Linked DNA regions of Homo sapiens: region 2 is linked to region 1. The links are chromatin loops, found by intact Hi-C in ENCODE. Cell type or tissue: left ventricle myocardium inferior. All regions are shown on one strand.

The links. Peaks named below come from ENCODE experiments on the same cell type or tissue, not always from the same donor. Only the 100,000 strongest peaks of a DNase experiment are listed, where the experiment ranks them.
Region 2: a loop joins it to region 1, with 2.4 times the contacts of the local background. A loop is called at or near these places in 5 of 110 quality-filtered maps.

The regions. Positions count from the first base shown.
Region 1 is chr11:44,192,374-44,197,373 of GRCh38, reverse strand. The region is part of intron 8 of EXT2 (exostosin glycosyltransferase 2); the gene reads right to left. Among named protein-coding and RNA genes, the nearest start is that of EXT2, 99 kb to the right of the region's middle. RefSeq lists an enhancer at 1-118. In left ventricle myocardium inferior, no CTCF peak of the experiment used is centred here; no DNase peak of the experiment used is centred here.
Region 2 is chr11:44,254,239-44,259,238 of GRCh38, reverse strand. No RefSeq gene overlaps it. Among named protein-coding and RNA genes, the nearest start is that of ALX4, 53 kb to the left of the region's middle. In left ventricle myocardium inferior, no CTCF peak of the experiment used is centred here; a DNase peak (open chromatin) is centred at 2,348.

The DNA.
Region 1 (5,000 bases):
GAGGGGAGGCAGCGATGGCAAGCAAGCCAACCTGGGAATTCACAGGGTTCAGGAATGAAACTCACAGATACCTTGTGAGGTAAGAGAAGCGGTAAGGTTGAAAACAGGAAGACTGTTAAAAATCTGTTTAAGGAGCAGTTAGAGGCCCAGATTCACAAACCCTCCCTTGATCCTACTCAGCCAGAAAAACGACTCTTCCCTCACCCCAGCTAGAGAAGGGAGGTTTCCTCTCCAAGGAAACTGAAGCTCTAGACAGGGAAATACAGGCACAGAGGAGAGGAAAATACAGGCTAAAAATCTACATTCTGAATGGTGGGCCCTACAGCCTTCTTTCCCCTTTAGTTCCCAAAGCATTGGTAGCCATGTGGTTAGCTCGGCACCCCAACATCTTACAGTGAAGTCCTCCAGGCAACAAGCTGGCCTTCACACAAAGAACTTCCGATCAGCTTTTCAGCGCTTCCCTCTCAATCATGAGCAGATTCTAGAATCACAGGCATTTCAAGAGCATCTTCAGCATGAATGTCAGAAACCAAATGAATAAAGAAAAAAAGGAACTTAGAAGTAACAGAAACAACAGAAGCAGCAGAAGGAAATTCAAACAGCATCAACAACAAATTGTAGCCACTGGCAGATAAGATTCTTCATCCATGAAACAAGAATAAATTGCTATTTTTATTTTAAAAGCTCTACCAAAGAACAGAAACAACTCTTCAACATTAAAAATATAATAGTTTAAATTATTTTTTGAGGGCAGGATTGCTACCTGGTTGGTCCTGTCAGTCGGGGGAAAAAAGGTCAGGATTGCAAGATAAAGATGACAAAATATTCCAGACTGGTGAACAAAAAGGCAGAGATGAAAAATAAGGACAGAGAAAATGAGAAAATCTAGAAGGTCCAACATCTATTTAATAGGAGATTCCAGAAAAGAAAACACAGACTATGGGAGAAGTAAATCTATCAAAGAAATTAAAGAAGTTCTCAGTACGTTAAGATATAAGAGGCATGAATTTTCAGATTGCAAAGGATTAACAGAAGCAGCACAGTGAATTTTTTAAAAAGACAAAAATAAAAAAACAAAAACCACTGCCATATCAAAGTGCATATTTCTGAACACAGAGAATAAAGAGAAAATGTTCACAATGTGTGAAAATAGGTGAGGAACATGTGAGTTCAATGTACAATTCTCAAAAGTTATCAGTTAAATGTGAAATGTTTTTAAAATAAAGTTTAAAAAGTGATGAAAGAAAGTCAATCTCTTTGCTACCATTAAAATATTAAGTACTTTTAATACAGCAATGTAAGCAAAAATATTTTTGCACTGATAATAATTAAGATTATTTAAATGTTCTTATATATTTTACCAGCTTTATTAGGATATGATTCATATACCATACAATCTACCCACTTAAAGCATATAATGGTTTTGGTATATTACATTGTTCACTTTTAAAAATTGTGGTAAAATATATATAATATTAAATTTGCCATTTTAACCATTGTTAAATGTGTAATTCGGTGGCATTAATTACATTCATATTCATATGTTATCATGCAAAAAGCCCAGGACTGAATTCCATCTTTGCCAGAAGGTGGCTGAGAATGAAATGTCCTATCTGCTATTATGGCTGCTGCATACTTCCCTAGTCTTTTATACTCTGGGATTGCCAAGGTTCCCTATCAATCTCATCCATATCACTGATGGACACCCATCACCAACTTTGTGACAACAGCTGTCTGCCAGATGTAACAGTGTGGGATGAGAAATGCACACAAACCCATGGAATACATATGGGATGGAAACTCAAAGAAGCTGAATGGGATTCCTAGGGTCCTAATGTAATCAGGATATTAAAGCCAAAATGTCCACAACATGCTATAATTAGATTTCACAACCAAGAGACACAATAGGAAACGCCATCTTTTCTTTTTCTTTTTTTTTTTGAGACAGAGTTTCACTCGTTGCCCAGGCTGGAGTGCAATGGTGCAATCTCGGCTCACCTCAACCTCCGTCTCCCGGGTTCAAAAGATTCTCCTGTCTCAGCCTCCCAAGTAGCTGGGATTACAGGCATGCACCACCACACTGGGCTAATTTTGTATTTTTAGTAGAGACCGGGTTTCTCCATGTTGGTAAGATTGGTCTCGAACTCCCGACCTCAGGTGATCCACCTGCCTCAACCTCCCAAAGTGCTGGGATTACAGGTGTGAGCCACCGCGCCCGGCCAGGAAAGGCCATCTTTTCAATGTTGATCTTCTGTTTCCATGACATCACACTTTGATATTAAGCTGTAGTCTTAGGAAGGTGCCTGGATTTTAGTATTTGTACCTTAGCAACTCATTGTACTTCTAGAAACCTTTTTGAGTTTTCTACCCCAAATTTTATTCTTCATCTCTTCCTGACCTTTATGGAAACTGAAGTCAGAAAGTAGCCCTATATTTAAGTCATAATTAATCCCCAGGGACCGTTCATGGTCTATGTGCCATCACTATCCCCAACCCACTCACCTAACCCTCTTGACACAATACTCACTAATGCCTGCTTGAAAAACACCATTTTAAGTGGAAAAGAAACAAAAAGATTCCTTTAAAAAAGTGTATAAAATGATTTAATGTGTGATATTGAAACAGTCAAGATTTACTGAGTACTTACTAAGTGCAAAATACTGTGCTTTACATGTATTACCTCATTAGATATTCACAACAACCCCCAAGATAGATACGGTTATTGTTCTCACTTTACAGATGAGGAAACTGTAGAACTAGAAATAGCAAATGATGTTCAAGGCTATATAACCTGTAAGTGATGGAACTGAGATACAACTCAAGCAATCTGATTTCAGAACACCAGACGGTAATGGTTCACAGCCCTTCCCTATGCCCTCCTACATACATACCCAAACTGGGTATGCATTACCATTTTATAGACTTTGGAAAATTCAAGTGTGGGGAACTCCAGAGTTTGCTACTTCTAGCTCTTTTCTAAGACAAAAATCCTAAAAGTTCTTGATCCTTGTTAATAAAATCTGGGCCAATAAGCAAGAACCCACCCCAAACACTATGATTTCAGAAAGTCTATGGAATAAAAACACACCGAATATATAACACTGACACAAAGTGTGCACATAAATTTAAAAAGGTAAATACACCACTAAAACAGAAGGAAAAACTATTAAAACTCCAACAGAATGAGGTCTGTTCTTTGGGAGAAGAGGGGAGAATGCCAACACACTTAAATGTCTTTATGACATTAAGAAGAGAGGAAAATTCCCTAAGAGATGCAAAGCTTAGGCTCACAAAACGAATGCCTTGGCATTTAAACTGAGGCAGCCCTGAAAGGCATCGCAGCTCTGATTTCAAGGAGCTGCCAGGGACATGGAACCAGAGTCGCTGGCAAGACAACAGATCGGGTCTCATCCCACATGCCAGCTCCACTTGGGAAGTGAATCGGTAGGGGAGGAGGAAGGACAGGAAGGAATGGTTGGCTGGGAAGTGGACAGTAACTTTTCTTAATGTTGTTTTTCCCCACTGCCCACTTGCATCCCAAATAGGGCTTGAGTACTGGAGAAGCAGGGAAGGCAGCATGGGGGGTATGGACAGCATGGAAAGGAGCATAAGGAGAACTGGATCTTGCCAATACCGTCCCTTAAAATCCAGAAGTGGAGATGAACACAGGAGGCAGTATGTAAGCTTCTAAGCATACATCTACTCAAACACAGGCTCAATTATTTACTGTAGAACACACCACCAGGGTTAATGCAAATGGCTTCAAAATTGAGTTAGCATGTTTGAAGTCAGTTTTGGAATCACAAGTTCTTAATCGGAATCCAGGTTCTTTCACTTGCCAGCTGCATAGCCTGGGCAAAGTACTTAATCTCTCTTGTACCTCAGTTTCTCTGTCTATAAAAATCATCATATAACTATTACCATCTTTCTAGGTAGTATTACTTAGCATAAATGAGGTAATATATGTAAGGTACTGTCATGTAGAAGCATTCAATAAATTGTAGCCAATGGTTGATCTTGTGTGAGTTATAATTTCTCCAGGCTTTACGTTCCATGTGTCTCAAAAGTGGATAGGAGGTAGCCTAAGCAGTCTTGAGATCTCTTGCAGCACAAGAATTCCAAATGAATTGCAGTACAAGAATCCCAAATGAAGTCCTTATTTCTCCCTCTCTTTACCTTATCATGTTTCAAGGTCCTGGTTTACCTGGATTCTCTACCTCTACTTCTTCCTGTCCAAATATACTGTTTTTATTTCCATGATTTTCTCTTTTCCTTTCTATTCATTATGTTTTGGCTATCCTGAAAGCTCCACGAAGGCAGGAGCCAGAACACCCACTATTTAGAACAATGCCTAGTTGTTCAATCAAAACTTGTTTTTTAAAGAAGTAAGTTAAAGCCAAATGACTCAGGCCTGTTTTATCAGTCCCCCTTATGTATAGATATGAATAGCTGATGTACATTTAAATGACTAAAATTATGAGTTTTGAAATGACTCCGAACCTAGTTAACTCATTTTATACATACTTACCAAGAATCTTACTGTGCTGTGTTCTGAAGAAGTGTAGGATTTTATAGAGATATTTAACAGAGGGCTTTAATCTGGGCCTTGCCATGTACTAGTCTTGTGACATGTACAGTTCTTTGAGTATCAGTTTCCTCATCTGTAAAACAGGGATCATGATAGTATCTACCTCCTAGGGCAATGATGATTAAACGAGATTATGTACATAAACATTTAGCAGAGGGCTCAACACAGGATCCTATGAATTAGAGTTTAAAGCAAACAAAATACTTCCACTCTTCTCGATTTGTATTCATCTTGCCTACTAAAACACTGGTATTGGTGATTCAGCAATCATTCCCACTAGCTTTATTTCTGGTACTCATTCATTCAGTCAACATTTCCTGAACATACACTATAAGCCTGGTATAGTGTTAAAGATGCAAAGATGAACACTTTCCTTCCTCTCAAAACACACATAACCTAGTGGGGAAGACAG
Region 2 (5,000 bases), 62 kb before region 1:
ACAGGGCAGGAATTGAAGCAGAGAGGGAGAAAAGCCATGTGCAAACCACATGCGAAACCACGGGGTGTTGTCTCTACCTCACACCCCTGCTTCTTCCTGTGGGAGCTGAGCACCCCCCAAATCCTTCAGAGTCCAGATGAGCACCACTGCTGAAGAGGAAGACTGGCCTGATGTGTGACTTAGGCATCACGGGGGATGCAGGTAGCCCACCCCTGGGACCTGTGCCTCCAAGTGGTCTCTGGGGAGAACAACGACAAGGCCAGGGCCAGCAGGGCCTCCTCTGACTGTGGACTACGGCTCAGCCCTTCACTGGGTCTGACCACCCAGCACAGCTTGTTGTTCCCCAAGCCATCTAGGCCTTTTCACCTGGCCACACCACTGGACTTGCTATCTCTTCTTAGAATGCCTCTATCTCCTCCCTAGATCCCCTCCAATGCACCCAGCCACTCTGCAGTGTATCCTCCAAATGATAGCACCCTCTGTGAAGCTCTTTCTTAAGCCCATGCCCTCACCTCAACTTCCACCCCTAGGTCAAAGGCTGCCCCTCTGGCCTCCACAAAACTGTTTGTGTCATAATACCATGATGGCACATGATACCGTATATCTATTTATCCATCTGACTTCCTCACATCCCAAAGAGGAGACAGGCTGTGTTCACATCCGAATGCCTGAGAGAATAAGAATGTTAGGTAATGTGCGAATGAGTGAATGAATGGGAAGGTGAGAATAAAGAGATGCTCTGTTTTGATTAAGGGTGGGAGGAGGGAGGTCAGAGGACACTCAGGGATTCGTTTTACAGACAGCTGGAAGCTGACTCAGCCCACTAGAGATCTTCCTGGAGTGTCAGAGCCTCTGCTTGACCATGAACCTCATCCACCCCATTCCTCCAGGGTTCACATGCATTCAAGATGAGCTGTGGCCACGGCAGTAAACCTGGCCTGTTTATTTAGTGTTGCCGGGGTTGGGACAGCACTGGTCAGCACCAGGCCAGCTCCCCAAGATGGCGCAAGAGGTCCTGTGTCCAAGAGTGCACATCTGGAAGCTTCTCGACTTGTCCCTGGGCTCAAAGCCCACTTTCTCCAGCATCCCTGGATAATCCTCATGCCCTTAAGCCCTCCACTCTCAACTCCAGCTTCAGCGACTGGCTGAAGACAGCTCCTTTCCTGCCTTGGTGCCAACCCCAGCAGAAACCACTCTTGCCTTCAGCTCATCACCAATCCCATTGTCCCAGGTCTTGCTACAGGCAACACAGCCAACCCCAGGGCTCCACAAGCTGGCTGGGCCATGTGACAGCAGAATCTTCAATCTGGCGAGCAGGGCGTGGAGTGGTGGTGGTACCTCTCCTTCCACAGGTCTAGACTTGCATGCTCAGCAGCTAAGGAACAATAGGCTCTCCACAAATAGCCAGTTCCCCAAAATAGGGCTGACGGCAAACTGTGTATGTGCACAAGTGAGAAGATGCAAGTTAGCGCCAGAAGACAATGGGGTGTGAGAGTTGAAATTTTCCCAGGAATTCTGTGTGATTCCAAACAGATTTTTTTTTAAGCTCAACAAAGACCAACAGGCTTGAGGAAGGGCAAACCTCCACAGGGAGCTTCAATTTATGAGCATGTGTACACCATGTGTTAAGGTGTTGCCTTAACTAGTTGGGAGAAAACCCACTGTACTGCCTGCATGAGATCTGCCCGGAACCCCAATCAGGATGTGGTTCTTAGATGTGCAGAGGACACAGTGTTCTTGCCTTGCCTCCTGGGATTTCTCTTTGGTTGCATCACAAGCCCCCTCTCCATCCCTTCTCTGTCCTCTACCCACAGCGTACCTCTGTAATTTCCAGGCGCTTCTGGAAAGGAAGGGGCTCCCTGTAGCTATGATAGTAGGGCCAAGCTACACCATGGGAAAGAATGAAAATAAATGAGAGTGTGTATGTGTGTGTGTGTGTGTGTGTTGAGAGGACAGGGGAAGGGGATAAAAGCCTAAGGAAGAATGAAACACAAGGCAAACCATAGCTCTTCTCCAAGATAGGTATGGACAGAAAGCACTGTCCAGTTGAAAGCATGGGAGAGCACTGGCCAGGAACCCACGTGGTGAAGCAAGAGACAGGAGACATGAGTTTAAGATCTGACTTTGAAACTTACCTCTGTCACCTTCGGCAAGCCACAAAAATGCTTTCATTTTCAATTTTTTCTTCTGTAAAATGGGGATAGCCAACTGTTTCCTGCTTATCTCATCAGGTGGTTACAAAGTCCAAAAGTTAAAATATTTGAAAATAGTGAAGAGTTGTACAGTGGGGGAATCATGCACACTGGAGGCTGGGAAGGCCAAAGGGTTGACTTCCATCCAAGTGGCTAAGGGCAGGGTGCCAAACATTGGATAACTGCTTCACAAGAGTGACACCATACTATGGAGCACTGGGAACATCCGATATTATGTTTATCAGATGGGCGGGGGTGGGGAGGCAGTGAGGGACCTGGGGGAGAGTAGTGTATTAATCTGCTTGGGCTGCCATAACAAAATACCACACAGTGGGTGGCTAACAGACATTTATTTTCTCCTAGTTCTGGAGGCCAGAAGTCCGTGATCAAGGTGCTGGCAAATGTGGTTTCTGGCCTCTTTCTGGCTTATGTTAATAGAAGACTGCCTTCTGTGTCCTCACATAGCCCTTCCTCTGTGTACACATGTAGATAGGTCTGGTGCCCCTTCCTCTCTTAAGGACACCAGTCTTATTGGAGTAGGGTTCCACATTTGTGACCTCACTTAACCTTTATTACCTCTTTAAAGGCGCTATCTGCAAATGCAGTTACATTGGGGGTTAGGGCTTCAGTATATGAAGGGAGGGCACACAACAAGCAGTGTGGCTGGTATGTGTTATAGGGGTGAGAGGAAGGCACAGAAATGGACAGGGGGCTGCTTTTCCCATCCCCATATCCAAAAGGGTCTCAGCATTCCCAGCAGCCTATCTGGTTCAGTGCCCTTTCACTTTCTACCCAGGCTACTGCTAAGTGGTTACATCTAATTCCCAGTCTCTCCCTGGTCCACTCCATCAATAATAGGGATGCCAAAACCCAGCTCTGATCCATCCTTTACCAGCACATTAACCTGAACACCTTCACACAGCCTACAGACTGGAGTTCCGGCTCTTTCATATAGCCCTCAACTCCTGTTCAGCCTTGCTGTTTCTAATTCCCCAGTCTGGGCTCTGTGCTCCTGAAAACCTAGGACATCCTTTATATTTTCCCATCTTCTTGTTTCCTTTCACTCCCCTCAGGTCGAATGCCTGCCCCAACATGCATCTCTATTTGCTAAGGATTTTGCAATTATGTTCAGGAGGGTTATCGGTCAACACACCCCTGTCCACCTAATGCCCATCTTCATATATTAACTCTTCACAGCCCCTTCAAGTGCTACCTCTTTGACCAAGTCAGAAATAATCCTACTCTCCCTCCACAGTGGGGAATGTGTGCAATTTGCCCTTTGTCATGCACTGCCTTATACAGCAGATAGGACTATAACTGATTAATCTCCTGTGTTTATCAATTCAACGATGAGTTCCTTGAAGGTGGAAAAGATGTCTCCTTTGCCTGTTTATCTGAAGCACCTGGCACGGCATCCCTCACATGGCCAGCATTTAATAAATGTCAGCCGCCTTGCTGGCAAGTCTGCATTCCATACCAAGAACGCACCAGACTGAGGCAATGGGACTGGAGGCATTCTAGATCCTGAGGCCCTAAGTAAACACCCAGGTTAAGGAAGGAAAGATATACCAGTCCAGGATAAAACCAAGGAACTGAGAAGATGATATTTTTTAACCATCAGCTTTTTTTTCTTTTTTAAATCAACACTTCATACATATAGTATGTACTCTTTTGTGTCTGACATTTTTTTTTTTTTGCTCACCTGTTTTGGAAACTCATCCATGTTGTGTCACTCAGTAGTTCAGTATTTGTATTGCTGAGCTGTATTTCATTGTATGGATATACCAGAATTTGTCTATCCATTCATCTGCTCTTGAACATTTGACTTATTTCCAGCTTTTGGCTATTCTGAATACAGCTGGCTATGGACATTTGTGTGCAAGTTTTTGTGTGGATATGTTTTCTACGTTTTTTTTTTTTCTTTAAACAATCCCGGTATGGAATTTTGTCAAATGCTTTTTCTATATCTAGTGAGACAATCACACAAATATTCTCTTTTACTCTATTGTGAATTACATTGATTTTCCAACATTCAGCCAACTTTGTATTCTTTAGTCTTGCTGTATCAATCTGCCAATATTTTGTTAAGGATTTTGCATTTATGTTCAGGAAGGCTACTGGTCTGCAGTTCTCTTCTTGTAAGGTTTTTATCTGGCTTTGGTATCAGGGTAATAATGGCCACTTAAAATTAATTGAAACATACTTCCTCCCCTTCTATTTTCTGAAAAGGGTTTGAATAAGATTGGTATTATTTCTTCCTTAATTGTTTGATAGAATTAGCCAGTAAAACTATATGGACATAGGTATTTCTTTGCAAAACATTTTAAATTACAGATTTCTTTAACAGATACAAGGGTATTCAGATTTTCCATTTCTTCTTCAGGCAGTTTTGTCAATTTGTGTCTTTCATGGATTGTGCTCATTTCATGTAAGTTACAGAAATTATTGTTATAAAGTTCATATTTCTTAGTCTGTTTGGGCTGCTATAGCAAAATATCTTAGACTGGTAATTTATAAACAATAGAAATTTATTGCTCACAGTTCTGGAGGCTGGAAAATCCAAGATCTAGGTTTTGGCAGATTTGGTGTCTGGGTAGGGCCCACTCCTTATAGATGGCACCTTCTAAGTGTCCTCACATGGTAGAAGGCACCAATGAGCTCTCTCTCAGGTCTCTTTTATAATGACACTAATCACATTCATGACAGCTCTGCTCATGAGCTAATTACCCACCAGATGCCCCACCTGCCAACACCAGTGAACTGGGGATTAAGTTTCAACACATAAACTTGGAGTGGAGTGGGGTTGTG